Regions from separate parts of the Homo sapiens genome. Here region 2 is linked to region 1. Evidence: chromatin loops called from intact Hi-C (ENCODE). Cell type or tissue: heart right ventricle. All regions are shown on one strand.

Region 1 (8,000 bases):
TATTCTTCCCATTTCCCCACTGAGGAAACTGAGTCTGAGGCAGGTGCTATTAATTGTTCAGAGTTATACAGCTAGTAAGTGGTGAGGCTGGCTTGAAGCCAGATCTTTTGTCCATACATCCCTGGGCAGGTGCCCTACAGGGCAACCCCTTTTGGATTCCTGGTGCTCTTCCCTTGGGTGTTTCTGAATGAGCTGACCCTCTCTCTCCTCCTCACCATCACCAGCCCTACCCAGTTCATAAGTCTAACCTCCAGCCGTCTTCTGTCTTGCTTCAGTATTCTTTTGGACATATCTTGCCACCCTGATGTTGTCATTCTGCAACATCTTATTTGAAACTATGGACAGCAATTCCCCCAAACTTTGTAGCAAGTTCTTTGCAATGTTTTGGTGGGATCACACAGCAGCCCTGTTAGGAGCGGTCTCTGCAGTCTCCTCATGCATCCCCTCACTGGGCAGACAAGCACAGCCCCAGGGCCGCTTGGAGGTTCTCTGTCTTTGGCAACTGCACATGCATGAATCTATTCCTTCATCACTACACCTGGGTCACTGTCAATTTTGGAACCACGTTACATTTTTTTTCCCTCTTTCAGAACCTAGAAGGGGCTGGGCGCAGTGGCTTAGGCCTGTAATCCCAGCACTTTGGGAGGCTGAGGTGGTGGATCACGAGGTCAGGAGTTCAAGACCAGCCTGGCTAACATGGCAAAACCCCATCTCTACTAAAAATACAAAAATTAGCCGGGCGTGGTGGCAGGCGCCTGTAATCCCAGCTACTCGGGAGGCTGAGGCAGGAGAATCACTTGACCCCGGGAGGCGGAGGTTACAGTGAGCCGAGATCATGCCATTGCACTCCAGTCTGGGCGACAAAAGCAAGACTCCGTCTCAAAACCAAACCAAACCAAACAAATACCTAGAACTGAGAAGGTCCCTTTTGAACAACTGGTCCAATGCCTCCATGGTTACCGCCCCCCACCACACCCCGCCACACACACACCTATGCCCATTTTACAAATAAAGAAACTGAGGTCCCTGAACTCCTGGATAAAACGTTACATCAGAGGACACAAAAAACAATGAATAACAAATGTTTTTTTCTTGGTGATTGATAGTGGAGGTATTTGAAAACATTCCTTTTTCTAGGATAGACGAGCAAAGAACTCATGGGCTGATGGCCCTCAGTATTCATCCTGTTATCGATGACAAGGCCTGTGTCGTCCCTGCCTCTATCAGCATGCTAGCTCAATTGCTCAGCATGTGGTGCCGATTGGAGTGCTCTTGCTCCACCACTTTGGGGCTGAGTGCCCTGAGACAGGGCCATGGTAAGACTTCTAGAAGAGAAACAGGAAGAGGAAACCTGTTAGTCAAGTATTTCAGCTTAGTATAAAGTACCTCCATGGCACGTCCGTGGCCTTGCATGCAAGCACACACAAACACACACACACACACCATCCTGCCCCTTTGATTCAAATAATTATATCCATAATACGTTGTTTAATGAAAAAAAAAACATCCCAAGGCTAGTGTTTGGGGACAGACCTCCCTGCTTACCTGGTTTGCTGAGAAAATTCCAAGATTTAGAGTCAGAAGAAACGGGAGTAGGATCCTGGCTTTGACGTTTACACAATGTTCAACCTGGGGCGAGTTCCCTTTGGAGTTGTTTCCTGATACATAAAATGGAAATGCCACAGCATTGTTCACAGTGGTGTTGTGGGCACTAGAACAATAAAGCCTGTGAAAGCCGTTTGCAAACTCTAAAGTGCTGCCCAAACAGGAGTACAATTAATACCAGATTTTTACTCCAGGGACCTTCTGGGAAATTCATGTGCTCTGGGGTAAGGGGATCTCTCTCTTTCAGGGCTATTCAACACATGTGGACAGATGTCTTGTCACAGTGCTAGCGGGCGAGGGTGAGGCAGAAATGGGGATGGTGCAGGCTCCGTCCATTCTATTAGTGAGTCCAGGACTACCCTGAGTATGGACTGCCTCTTGAAGTAGTGAGCTCACCATCACTGGAGATATTTAAGCATGGAACAGACAATCGCTTTGCAGAGAAGCAATGGAGGAAATCTAAGCATCAACTGGATGTCGGAATTGATGACCTTCGAGGTTTCTGCATACTTCTCTGGTTTTATGGAAAGGAAAAAGAGAGTTCCATTCAGCAGGGTGTGTGGTTTGAGTTCTGCCAGGGGGTCATCATTCAAACACAAGACAGTGCAGGTCTTTCTTGGGGTCTATGGATTCATGCTGGGGGAGTGGGAGAGATGGACACACAGCAGAGCTCTGAGTGACTACAGGACAGAGAGGTGCTCCGGGGCAAGGCAGTCACAGTGTGTGCATGCCCACCCAGTCCACGCTGCTGCTGCTCACCCTTCTCTAGGGTAGTGATGCCCACATGGCTTGTCCACTCAGGAAGCCATGGTGGTTTCTCCATGCCTGATGCCCAAACTTCTTCACTTGATATCCGTCACCATCCAAGGACTGCCTCCAGCCAACCAGCCTAATCAGCCAAACTGACCCTCTCATGATTGCTAACAAGCCATGGCTCTCCTTCCTGTTTGCCTTCCCCCACCTAGAATGCCTTGCCCCACTTCTTCCACCTCCCCAGTCTCTGCACAGCAGAAGCACTCATCCTTCTAGGCATCACTTTAATGCCACCACCTCCAGGAACTCCTCCCTGATTGCTCTCCCCCCTATTCTCCAAGTGATTTTTCCCTCTGAGCTCACTTCATCTTTCCTTCTCTTGTAGGGCTTATTCTCTATATTAGAGCTAATTGTGGGTATGTTCTGTCTCCCTCTACCAAAATTTAAATCCCTTAAAACCAAGTTCTCTGTCCCTCTATTCCCCAGCAACTACCCCAGCACCTGGTACCTTTCCCAGCACCAGCAAGTGTTTGATGTTGAATAAGTAAATAAACAAATGCACTTCTACTTCCAAACACAAAAATCAGCAGCAGAACGAACTGATGGATTCATTCTTCTCTCCCTGAGTGCTAAGTCTGCAAAATGCCACATCTGGAACACAGATAGAAGATCTAAGGGATGTCAGCAAGAGGAGATCACTGGAAAATGGGGAGTACAGAGATAACATCAATTGGTAATGTGAAATCATCTAATAAATGGATCGGTGATTAATCACCAATTAACCACAAGTCCCAGGACAGATTTTCGAAAGGTGCTCAGAGTTATTGGGCCTACCCAATAAAAAATTATAGTAATCATGACCTGATTTAATTTTTTAACACTGTTTTACACTACTCTCATGGGATAGTCAGGCCAAATGCAACCTCAAAGGGAGGAGTTGGGAGTGGTGGTGTGATGGTGTTGAAAACACTCTAGTCTGGGAAACAGAAGATGTGGGCTCTCTCTTAAGCTCTGCAACCAATTTGGTATGTAGACTTGTCAGAATGATGACCCTTTCCTTCCCCTTCTAGCCTCCTGTAAATCACAGTGGAACTAGGTGCTCCCTCAGGTTAGAGAACGTGTCTGGTTTTTCCATCTGCCTTTGCAATGCTTTGGCTGTTTCCCACTGACTTCTAACAAAAGGCCCTCTGGGTCTACTTAAACACTGGCCAACTAACAGCAGCACATTGCTGGCCAAAGCAAGGTTGACTGGTGAGAACTGTGAAATGGGAGTCCTGAGAAAGAGAGGGCTCCATCAACTCATGAGCCAGGATCTGCCCTTCAGTTTTGATGTTACAGTCACTGGAGATCATTGAACAGGTTAATCAAAGCCAGTGGTCCTGGGTTGGATTCCTTGCTCTGCCATTTTGTCTTTTGGTGCCTCAAGGCTCCCACAGATAAACTGAGGCAACATCTTTGAGCCAGGCTCCTGGACTGCATATTTGCTAAGCTGGCCACAAACACTGCTTGGCCTTCCTCAGAACCCAGTGGTGGGAAGCAGCCCTCTGCGGTGCAAGGAAGAAAACCAGGGATGTCCCCCACCCTCTGCCACCCACTGCCCAGTGCAAATACAGTGCCCATCCCTCAGCAGCAAGTAATTAAATGTTCCCAGGGTGGCCTGTAAATTCTTCACTTCTCTCTTTGGGAGGTAGAAAGGAAAGGAATTCCTACTGAATATTTCTCTATTTTTCTATCTGTGGGTGAATGTGGGTTGAGAGACTGTGTATGTGTAAGCATGGCCCCCCAACCCTGTGCCTTACACAACTAGGTATTTACACACCAGATGAACCCTGCAGGGAAAGGCAAGTCCCCAGCTGCTGTGGAATTTTAAGAGATCTTTCTGGAATGGCCTTATGGGATGTCTGGTTCTAATTGCCTCCATCAGCCAGAGCTGGCGAGCTGGCAGGAGCAATGAGAGGTGCAACTGAACAGATTCCAGTTCACATCAGACCCCCAGCCCTGCCAGAGTCCCCCCAGGGCCAGAAAAGAGAACAAACGTGGCCAAGACGGTGGGTGTGGTGTGGTGGAAAGAACACTCTGCTGGAAGTTGGAAGGCCCAGCCTGCGGCCCAGCCCTGCTGCTAACGCCCTGCCTCTCTTTGGATCCATCACTTTCCTTCTCGGGACTCCAGTTTCTCATCTGCTGAATGAATAGTGAGGACTGGCTGATCTCCAAGGCCCCTTTCTAGTCTAAGATTCAGTGACAGAAATGTCAAGTTCTCATTGCGGAGGGGAGACATTTTCTTCTGAACTTTAAAATCAGGTGCTCTGCATTTTAGATCTTTAAGAAGAATGGGGAAGGGGCGATTTCATTTCTACCCACTATAACCGACCCTTGTCCCAGCCCCAGCCCCATTCCTTCTTCTTGCTGGCTGGGTTGGCTGGAGGTCTGAGCGCTGACCCCGCCACAGAGGCAACAAGATCCCATAGTTCCTTAGTGCCCCCTATAGGCCCCAAAGGCAGTCACACTGAAACGGGAGTGTCCGTGAAGCCACCTTCTCCCCAGCAACACAGGGCTTCGTCTGCTGCAGAGCCTCCGACTTTAGAGGCAGGTGACACAAATGGGCCCCTAATTTGTGATGAATTTCTTCTCTTTTGAGCCTGTTGTTGTTTTAAGGCTCAGACTAAAACCAGTTAACCAATAGCCCCAGCAGGCTGGGATTTGAACACCTCACAGAGGGTCACCAAATAGCAAATACTTCTAGTCCTGCACTTGCCCCGCCAGCCCCTGCCAGGCCCCTCGCCCCACTAACCCCTGCCACTGATGCTTGCACATCTCCAGTGACTGGGAGCTCTTTTCTCTCCAAGTCCATCTGGATCAGTTAGGAATTCTGTTTAGCTGGTAGTAAGAGTCCTAATTGGAGTGACTTTGCCAAATTGGGAGTTTATTTGCCCATCTAAAAGACATCTGTAGATAGGCTGCAGCCTACAAAATGATCAATCATTACCAGAGCACAAGCCTCGCATCAGCCCTGTAACCTCATGGGCTACTGCAGAGTCCCCTGCAGAGGACTACGGGGAACGCCAAAGGCCAATGCAGCGCTCTGCCCACCAAGTCGGGCCCCTTGAAGACCCACGTCATGACTTGTGCTTGCGTCTCGTTGGCCATCCTTGCTGCAAGGAGGGCTGGAAATGTAGCCTCATCACCACTCCAGATAAAACTGGAATCCGATACTAAGGAAGAAAGGGGGAATGGACACTGGTCAGCAAGGAACAGGCTCTGCCACACCGCCCGTGTGCCTTGAGAGAAGTACCGAATGGGGTGGCAGCTGTGTAGTTGCCTCTTCCGGATGCTAACCTCCCTCTGTCTGCAGAGCAGGCGTGGACCTCTTGTGTGCTGCCTCACCTGGGTGTGCTCACCTCATCCAAGAGAACTCCTTGCCTCCTCACACAGGACCAGAGCCTTGCCAAGTTGGTTGGGAGAGATAGTATCTGCCAGATCACTCTCGACTGCAGATGATGCCAGGGAGTAAAACCTCCAACTTCCCCAGAGCCAGGCCTCTCTGGTGCTTTCCTGAGAGAGAACCACGCCGGCTCACCTACAATGACCCAAGCCCAACTCCAACACGCTCCCCAACCCCCACCTCCCCACCCACCTCCAGCGCTCTCCGCCAGGTCTAGAACCAGTGGATATCTCTTGCCAGCAGCCTCTGGCAGCTTTCTCCTAGTCTCCCCGCCCCGTGGGGGAGATCCTCATTCCACGTTTTAATACACACTCACTCCACAGACAGTTCATTGCTTTCTCTCCATTTGTTCTGCTGGGAGCCAAAGCCACTCACCAGTTCAAAGGAAAAAAAAAACTTTTCAATGTTTAAATTTGATATTTAAAATTGTAGATGTAAAACACAGACAAAACTGACTTGGTGTTCTTAGTTTGGCCCAGCTAACACCACAGCTAACTTCTTTTCCTTCCTTCCTTCCTTCCTTCCTTCCTTCCTTCCTTCCTTCCTTCCTTTCTTTCTTCTTTCTTTCTTTCTTTCTTTTTCTTTCTTTCTTTCTTTCTTCTTTCTTTCTTTCTCTCTCTCTTTCTCCTTCTCTCTCTCTTTCTTTCCTTCCTTCCTTCCTTCCTTCCTTCCTTCCTTCCTTCCTTTCTTTCTTTCTTTCCTTCTAGATGGAACCTCACTCTGTCACCCAGGCTGGAGTGCAGTGGCGCAATCTCGGCTCACTGCGACCTCCGCCTCCCAGGTTCAAGCGATTCTCCTGCCTCAGCCTCCCAAGTAGCTGGGATTACAGGCATGTGCCACCATGCCCAGCTAATTTTTGTATTTTTAGTAGAGACAGGGTTTCACCATGTTGGCCAGGGTGGTCTCGATTTCTTGACCTCATGATCTGCCCGCCTCAGGCTCCCAAAGTGCTGGGATTACAGGATTTTTTTTTTTTTTTTGAAATGAAGTCTTGTTCTCTTACCAAGGCTGGAATGCAGTGGCACAATCATAGCTACTGCAGCCTCAACTTCCTGAGCTCAAGTGATCCTCCCATCTTAGCCTCCTGAGTAGCTGGGATGACAGGCACATGCCCAGCTAACTTATTTTACTATTTGTAGATATGGCGTCTCCATATGTTTCCCAGGCTGGTCTTGAACTCTTTCAAGAGACCTTCCCATAACAGCTAACTATTAATATTTAATCAGCTGGCCTCTGGTTTTCTGGTCTCAGATGTCCCAGGTCCACCAGGCTTAGAAGGGAGGCCATTTCTTCCATCAGGCTTGGAAGGGAGGCGGTTAGTTCCCAGGCTCTGCAGCATTTGGCGAATGTCCTTGGACTGCTGCATGGTCACTTTCCTATGAAGAAAACTGAGGCACAGAAAGGCTCTCTACGACAGTTGTCCCTTACCCTGGGCCAAGATATTCAGGGTAGAAGAAGGGCCCAGGTGAAGGGAAGAGAAAGCTGGGGGCAACACAGTGGGCTCCATTTGGGGAACCATTTTCTTTTTCTTTTCTTTTTTTTTAGACGGAGTCTCGCTCTGTCTCCGGGCTGGAGTGCAGTGGTGCAATCTCAGCTCACTGCAACCTCCGACTCCTGGGTTCAAGTGATTCTCCTGCCTCAGCCTCCCGAGTAGCTGGGATTACAGGCATGCGCCACCACACCCAGCTAATTTTTGTATTTTTAGTAGAGATGGGGTTTCACCATGTTGGCCAGGATGGTCTCGATCGCCTGACCTCGTGATCCACCCACCTCGTCCTCCCAAAGTGCTGGGATTACAGGCGTGAGCCACCGCGCCCGGCCTGGGGAACCATTTTCTAAATCTCCCAGGCATGCGTCAGGTCTTACTGTGTCTCCATCTGCACTTTTTCACTTCAACGGCCATCTACATTATTCAATAACTGCACCAATTGTTCGTTATACGAAACTGCATTCTCTTTACAGAGCATCATTTCAAGCAGGCTTCAGTTTTTGCCACGCTTGTTTGACGGGGTCTAAATGTGCCTATTCTTCCTTCCTGTCACTTTCATCCATTCAGTTCTCTCATGAGACTGAACATGTTTGAAGAGAGAGACCCTTAACTATACAATCAGACTAGGATTTCCCTTTAAGATGGAGTTTCCAGGAATGAACTCTGCTTAAAAGCAGAGACCACCTCTTTGGGAATGTGAGGGAGAGAAAT
Region 2 (8,000 bases), 620 kb before region 1:
TTGCTATAGCTACTGTGTTCTGCTTTAGGGACTTGTGCCGTAGAGGTTTTGGAGAGACCCACATGCTCATTCTGTGCCCCCGATGCCCTGTTTCATGGCCTTTGTGTTACACAGTACTTGCCTTTCTCCCTTCATCATCATCATCTCCCCGCTGGCTGATTTCTCATTCCAGCATGCCTGTAGCACCTTTTATTTTCTCTTCCAGTGAATTATATTGTGTTTGAGAATGTGTGTGGTATGTTTGTGTTTGTAAACTAACAAACCTATGCTTGCATGTAGTGTACTTTTTGTGTATGATACTTGGGGGAGGTAGGGGTACAGGAACAAAATGTTTCCAATTATGGTACAGTAGGGGGATCCTTAGTGTTCCTCATGACTTTTTAAAAATTGTGACACGTGTACACTGTTTGTAATAGGGTTGTGAGGATATTTTTCAATGCATAAAAAGAATCCTATTCAGTTATTGTTCTATTTGCAAATAAATTAATTTTAATTTTATTGGTTGACTTACTTTCCACAAGTAGGGAACAGTGAATTGAGATATGTGTGTGTTTGGCTTTCCTTAACTCAGCTTGCTACGTACGCATTGCTGTTCAACCTGGCAGACTCTTTGGACAGACAAGTCCTATTATGTTTCTGCTTTTTTAAAAAAAGTCAGCAGTCAACATTAGTTTATTTCCTGTGGTAATCTAACAGTGCTACTTAAAAGTGACAGCTTTTGGCCAGGTGCGGCGGCTTATGCCTGTAATCCCACCAGCACTTTGGGAGGCTGAGGTGGATGGATCACGGGGTCAGGAGATCGAGACCATCTTGGCCAACGTGGTGAAACCCCGTCTCTACTAAAATACAAAAAATTAGCCGGGCGTGGTGGCGCGTGCCTGTAGTCCCAGCTACTTGGGAGGCTGAGGCAGGAGAATCGCTTGAACCCGGGAGACAGTGGTTGCAGTGAGCTTAGATCACGCCACTGCACTCCAGCCTGGCGACAGAGCAAGACTCCGTCTCAAAAAAAAAAAAAAAAAGGTGACAGCTTTCGAATTGATTTAGGAACAGTGGTTTTTTTCCCACAATTAGATTGACAAATGACACCTTGGGAGAAAAGTAAGATCCAAGTAGTAAACTGTCATCTCAGATGAAATATTACGTTTGTTGTGTGCCTATACTGGAAAGGCATTATCTGTTATTTTGGATCACTTGAAGAATCCTATACATAGTGACTTCTGTACCTTAATGCTAAATATTTTCCTGTGGACTTTTTTTTTAAGGTGATGCTGATATAACTCTCTTTAGTTATGACAGTAAAAAGGCTACTAGGCGAGTAATCTTCAGACTTTCCCCGTCCCCACCCCAGAATGCCACGTAGCTTACTTTTGTCCACCTTTTTTGCCTTTAAATTCTTGGTAGCAGTGCAGCTGATTGTGTTTTGTTGACAGGCTTAAGCTAGCAGACCTTTAACATTGAGAGCGGTGAGTCACGTTTACCGTGCTCTCAGCGGGGCCAGGGAGGAGAGGGAGAGAGTGGTAGGTTCCTGATGGTTGTTTCAACTGGATGAGAAAGAGCTACCAAGTTAATATGAAAAAGCTTTAAGAGCTTTAATTTTAAAGTATTTTTGCTCTTCTCCATTGGCCAATTTAGAAACATGTTTCAAAATACATCTATAGCTAACTTGCCTTTTTAAATCATGAGGCATTTTGGGTAACATTAGAATATGTAGCTCAGTTATGTTCTACTCTACCTTGTGAGATTACTGCATTTAGAGCTAGTTGTAGCCTGGTTTATATGTTGATTGGCAAAACAAAATGACCTGGAATTTAAATTTCATTTTGGAGAAGCAACAGCCAAAATCATTACGAAGTGGCTGTTCTTTAGAAGTAAATATAACTACTACGAGTCCTGGTGTAGTCATTTATATTTATTTCAAATTTCAATTGAGACAAATTCTGAGGGCCCTTTTCAGCCCTCTATTGAGTTTACATTTCTATGCATTAACCAGGGACTCTGCTTTCTTGTTCTCCAAGGATCATTTATCTAAGGCCAAATTCACTAAAAACATCAGGATTGATCAGAAGGATTTCAGTGACAGCAGAGCTTTTTGCAATGAAATAATACTAAGCAATAGTACTTGTTTTATACCCCTTTCCAGTCGTGGAGCACCGACGGAAACCATCATTATAAAACAGTATTGTTTTTTATATTAGTAAGGATGAGGTTTTAAAAGACGTAATTGACATTAAACATGATTGAAGCCCTAATTTTGACCAAACGATATTTACTTCATGTTTTGAGAGATGATATTAACAGTAACAAGGATACTTGTACACAGCTTTCTTCCAAAAATGATCATGCGGCTAAGTTGCCAGGAGCAATAGTACCAAAAGATAGTTTGGGACAGAATGTGAAGATTTTCAAATTAAATATTAAAAATGTTTTCTCTTTCTGAATGGCTTAAAGTTCTTAATACATTAGATATTCTGTGGTAAAGAATCCATATCTGCAAGTTATTTAAAAGGTATTAGTACACAAGAGTATAGGTATATAAAACTAAATGAAGTCAATCATATTGATTATCCCCCCAAAAAAAATATAATCTAAAGAATAATCAGTTCCTAAATAATTGAAAGCTGCCCTTACAAAATAAAACAAAAGAACACACATTTCGTTGTGTTGCCCAGGCTGGTCTCGAACTCCTGGGCTCAAGCAGTCCTCCCACCTCGACCTCCCAAGATGCTGGGATTTCGGACATGAGCCACCACGCCCGGCCAAAGCTGCCTTTTTTTAACATGGATTTTTTTTTCCCCCATTCGTTGTGCTCAGAAGTCATTTCCTCTTATTTTTCTCTGCTAATGTGTGCTTTAACAAACCTGTTTAAAACGACAAGCCTTTAATCAACTGGGGTGTTTTGTTTTGTTTTTTTCTTATTTTCTTAGGAGTCAGTGGATCGGTGGGGAAAATGCTGCTTACCCTGGGCCCTGGGCTGTAGAAAGAAGACACCAAAGGCAAAGTACATGTATCTGGCGCAGGAGCTCTTGGTTGATCCAGAATGGCCACCAAAACCTCAGACAACCACAGAAGCTAAAGCTTTAGTTAAGGAGAATGGATCATGTCAAATCATCACCATAACATAGCAGTGAATCAGTCTCAGTGGTATTGCTGATAGCAGTATTCAGGAATATGTGATTTTAGGAGTTTCTGATCCTGTGTGTCAGAATGGCACTAGTTCAGTTTATGTCCCTTCTGATATAGTAGCTTATTTGACAGCTTTGCTCTTCCTTAAAATAAAAACAGAAAAATATATCGTCCTAACAGTTAAATTAACAATCAATCCATAAAGTCCTATATCTTCATTCAGCAACCCAAATATTACATACATTTCCAGAATTTTCTTGATTGTTACTTTCAGTGATATTCTTTATATTGGGTACAGGAGAAGTTTGGTGTTTGGTAGGTTTTTCAACATTAGTTTTTGAGACTAGTTTACCTCTTCACATTTATGCTCACAACCCTCTTGTTAGAAAAGTCTGTGTTTATATACAGGCTGTAAGTTTGTGATTGATAAAAAGAAGATGAGTGTTAATTAGCCTCCAGTGAAAATATACTGAAAGCCTGTTTTCATTTGATTCCAATGTTTCTTCCAAAGAATTCTGTATAAACATATGCCAATTCCCTATGATGGTCTAGAGTTAGGAATGAGTGTTTATGGTGTTGCTTATAGAACAACTCAGGTAATCTCCATTTCTGGTTTTATATTTTCTGTACAAACTGCCTGGGTTTTATTTTTCTAATCAGCAAGGTGCTTCACTGCCTTCTTGAGACGCCTCTCAAAGCTCTTAAATGGCTCCTGTGCTATGTGTGGTGTTGGCAGTCTAATTTGCTTCTGTTAAATGTTGTAGAACCTTTTTCACTAGGAAATAAGATTCATTTCTTTCGGCAGTAGATGTAGATTCATCTTTTAACGTTTCTTCAAATTTGTTTCTGTCAGGCTTTGTGTTATTTTAAATGGTTTTTTAAAATTTTCTTCTATGTTTTCAATTACCTAAAGACATAGGATAATAGTTTTTTTTAAGTTAGAATTTTACCTCATAAAATTTTTTGAGGTTTGATGTATGTCTCTGTCTTATCAATAATGAGGCTTAAAAAATACTGGATTTGAATGGCTGCCGTTTTTTCAAAGCAATATGAATTTGATGAGTTTGTTTTATGCCATTAGGTGGCGCCAGAGGTCAGAACATGTCTATTTTGAATTGGATCGTTACAAATGAGCATATTTGATGCGGAAATTTCTGGGAGAAAAAAAATTGAGGAAATAAAGTTAAAAAATTGACATTCATTGAGCCAAAAGAGATGTGGAGAAACATTTTTCACCTTTCTGTTTGGCCTGATTAACATTTAAATTCTTGCCAAAATTAAGGTAACTTTTAAAAAACACCTTTTATAGGTGGATCCAGCAGTCTGGCAACGCCCACAGTTACCACAACACAGAAAACTGATCGTGCTATAAAATGGACGCTAAACTATGAAAACAGTGTGACATTGTTCTCTGTTCTTCCAGAGCCAGTAACATGCTTGCTCGTGCTTTCTACTTCTAGCTGATCATTCTTTTCCCAACATATATTTACAAATTTACCAAATTTTACCTAGAATTTTAGGACCAAATGGTTCTCACTCTTTATGCTGCAAAGACCTGGATGATGTTTGGTAACTATAGAAAAATAGAAATTACACTCAGGATCACTGTTACTGCTATTGCCACTGATGATTCCTGCAAAAATATAATCGAAGTTTTCCATCAAATGTATAATATGCTATTAATACACATTAGATGATAACAGTTGTTCCATGAATGATTCTATGAAGCTATGCATCTTAGACCTCTTGAGCTGTGAATTAGCACTATTTTCTATAGTTACTTATTCTCTGGATCATTTTATAATTTCCATATTAATTTCAAATATGCTCGTGTTATTCTTCAGTGATTTCCACAATTGTGCATTTTATTCTTTGGTTTAAGTACTGAAGCATATAATGAAAGTAATTGCTAAGTAGCAGCTTAAAAATTCAATTATCCGATTGTATTTAACATCTTTAAGAGCATGATCATAAAGAGCTATTTTTGACACCCCCCCCCCACTTTTTTAACATTTAGAGTTAGTAAGGGTTTTATATCTCTTCTGTCCATATTGTTTTCAAAGGAATGAGGTGTTTAGGTGGCTGGAAAAGCATTTGTAGGAAGTTAGATTTGAATATAGACAAGGTGGGTTATTCACGTTGAGAATGTTATTTGAAGAATGCCTGTGAAGCCAGGTGTGGGTTCTACTCAGTGCCATAGATAGACTGAGTCTTCTCTCGTAGGTTACCATTACATAGTAATTTTGATTCTGAATTTCACATTAAATTATTTGAGTTTATACAGACCTAAATTTTAAAATCTGTACATATATTATTTTGATGTATTAAGATGAATATTGCTGATTTAAATTTTATTTATGCACATACTTAAAGGACAGAAATGTCTGGGAAAGTAATTGTTAAATAATGATATGTAACTTTTTAACTTTTTAAATAAATAACAAGATTTTTAATGTGTGTCTCCCTCAGGGTTGTTTAAAGTTTTTTTTCTCCCTCAAGTATAAATAGTGGTAACTATATGTTTTGTATCTTCTAGCACCAACTGCTGTAAAGCAATGCTGCAAATAATGCTTGAATACAAGTGGCTAAGCCAACAACAGAATAAATACTTTTATAGTAGTTTTATAATCCTGAAATTCGAAAGCTTTCCCAATTGCACTTGCATCTAAACAAAACTGTTGCAGTTTTTACTCTATTTATTTTGTTCCCCATGTTTATGAAAGTCCTGCACAGTTTCAAAGGCATGGTAAATAATATATCAATGTTTATGTAGTCTGTTACAGAAACAGCTATAGATAACATTATCCAGTGAAGAGCAAAATTCAAGCTTTAGAAAATATTCATGCATGCAATTTTGACATATCTAAAAATAGGTTTTTGTATATTTATGGTGGGAGGTGGTTGGGAACTTTTAACAAAATGGGGTGTTAATTTTTGTACAGTCTGTGGGCATTTACACATTTTTAATGTATTAAAATTTGGTAATTATGTGTACATTAAATTAATAAAAGTTACTTCTAGTTATGATTTGTGAATTCCCTAAGACCTTGGATTTTTTTAAGTAACTTTATATCAGAAATGATACTGCATCTTTATATTTTTAAAATTGTATTGCTGCTCAAGAATGGTACCCTCTTGTCAAAAAGGCATACATTCATAATTGTACATTCAGCATTGTAAATAATCTTATGAAACCTTTTTTGATTGAAGCTATTCAAAATAAAAATTTTAATGAATGAAATAACACTTTTTTTCTGTGTCTTTATTCATTTGTTTGCTTTTTAGTGACATGAATACTGCCCTTTGTGGATTTATTTTCCTGCCTAATAATACTTCCCCATTTCCTTCTTTTTTTTTTTTAAAAAAAACTGGATTTTGAAGGAAATAAGAACAACATTCTGCATATCATGCCATGTGTGTGAGCATCCTGGGGAAACCCCACAGTCGGATGCAGTGTAGAGCCAAATGTTAAATGCGAGGAGGTCTGAGGGCAATGGTGAAATGAAATAGAAGAGTAGGGACTTATAATCTATTAATAGTTGGGAGAATCAAACCAAAAGCTAATACCATGGAGAGAGAAAATGGTTGTAAAAATCCCAGAGAAGACAGGACCTTTGTGTGTGGGTGGGAGTTGTTTCCATGGAGCTCAGCTCCGGGAGACACGGAGCCCCTGCTAGGGAATATGTGGCTGGCTGTGGTGTGATGAATTCGGGGGGTGAGGGCCTGCCTGCCTTTAGCTCAAGTTCTTAACAGTCGCTATGGTTTGTGCGGCATGTGTGATCCTGTCCCCACAGCCTGCTGGTGTGGGCACAGTTCTGCATGTCTCTCCTTCCGCTGTATCACTGCCAAGGGACAGGGAGTCCTAGGGGCTTGAGTGAGACTGTCCGTGGTCCAAGTTGGGGTGTGGTTGCTCCCTGCTGTGCCCGGCCCACTGAGTCTCCCTCAGAGGAAAAAGGCTTATCTCACCCAGGCACAGACCTGCTTTTGAATAGCCAAGCCCCTTAAGCCAGGTAACTGTTTTACAGCAGACTTCTGACCTGGTAATGGATACAGAATCTTAAGACTTGGAAGCACTGGAGCTGTCAACTTCCTTGCTCCAAATACTTCTCATTACCTCATCAACTTGCTCAGTGGATGGACTAAGAGTGTTCCCCCACTCTGCAACTGCCATACCTACTTTTCCCTTCCTGGACAATCAAAGTGTCTTCCTAAGGGACAAAATGTAGAGGCCATTCTGACTGGAGGTTTTCCTGGGGAAATAGGCTAAAGAAGGGCCACAGGAATTTGAGCCATCGGCATCTTACTCTGTTTCACAGCTCGCCTTCCCAGTCTGTCATGTTGGCTCCCTGGCAATTTCATGGGCAAGGGGGCGGGGAGGCTTTCACTCGATGTGCCTATGCATGACGGACTTACCAGGTCACCAGTGTAGCAGTTCAGGGCTCTGGAGTTGCATTCCTTGATCGGAACTGAAAGACCTCCCGCGATACCTGGCAGAGGCAGTGGCTCTTCCCTGTGGTCCAGGGCTGCGTGACTTTGAAGGTAATTTCAGTCAACCCAGCCTTTACTGGGCTCTGACTGCATTAGGCTGCATCAAAGGGGATTGGATCCCATGATTCTTTATATCTTCTGACATTAAGCCTTTGTCAGCTATAGGTGTTACAAATATCTTTAGTTTGTGGTTTATCTTTTCCCCTTTTTTATGGTGTCTTGAAGGATAGAAGTCTTTTTTTTTTTTTTTTTTTTTTTTATTGATCATTCTTGGGTGTTTCTCGCAGAGGGGGATTTGGCAGGGTCATAGGACAACAGTGGAGGGAAGGTCAGCAGATAAACAAGTGAACAAAGGTCTCTGGTTTTCCTAGGCAGAGGACCCTGCGGCC

Evidence for each region. Peaks named below come from ENCODE experiments on the same cell type or tissue, not always from the same donor. Only the 100,000 strongest peaks of a DNase experiment are listed, where the experiment ranks them.
Region 2: it touches region 1 in a loop (3-fold over the local background); 17 of 110 quality-filtered maps call a loop at or near these places.

Annotation. Positions count from the first base shown.
Region 1 is chr3:193,785,151-193,793,150 of GRCh38, reverse strand. LOC105374283 (a long non-coding RNA gene) reads right to left here and starts at 5,899. Exons shown (of 4, transcript XR_924839.2): 1 at 5,757-5,899; 2 at 2,002-2,119; 3 at 1,546-1,658; 4 at 1,067-1,325. RefSeq lists an enhancer at 845-1,502. In heart right ventricle, a CTCF peak has its summit at 4,848 (motif pointing left); DNase peaks (open chromatin) are centred at 4,468 and 4,830; H3K27ac peaks cover 756 bases; H3K27me3 peaks cover 3,999 bases.
Region 2 is chr3:194,401,041-194,409,040 of GRCh38, reverse strand. It overlaps ATP13A3 (ATPase 13A3), which reads left to right. Exons shown (of 34, transcript NM_001367549.1): 34 at 2,925-6,364. The coding sequence ends at 3,122. Among named protein-coding and RNA genes, the nearest start is that of GP5, 5.8 kb to the right of the region's middle. RefSeq lists an enhancer at 7,839-8,000. In heart right ventricle, CTCF peaks have their summits at 4,002 and 4,206 (motif pointing right); DNase peaks (open chromatin) are centred at 4,220 and 7,010.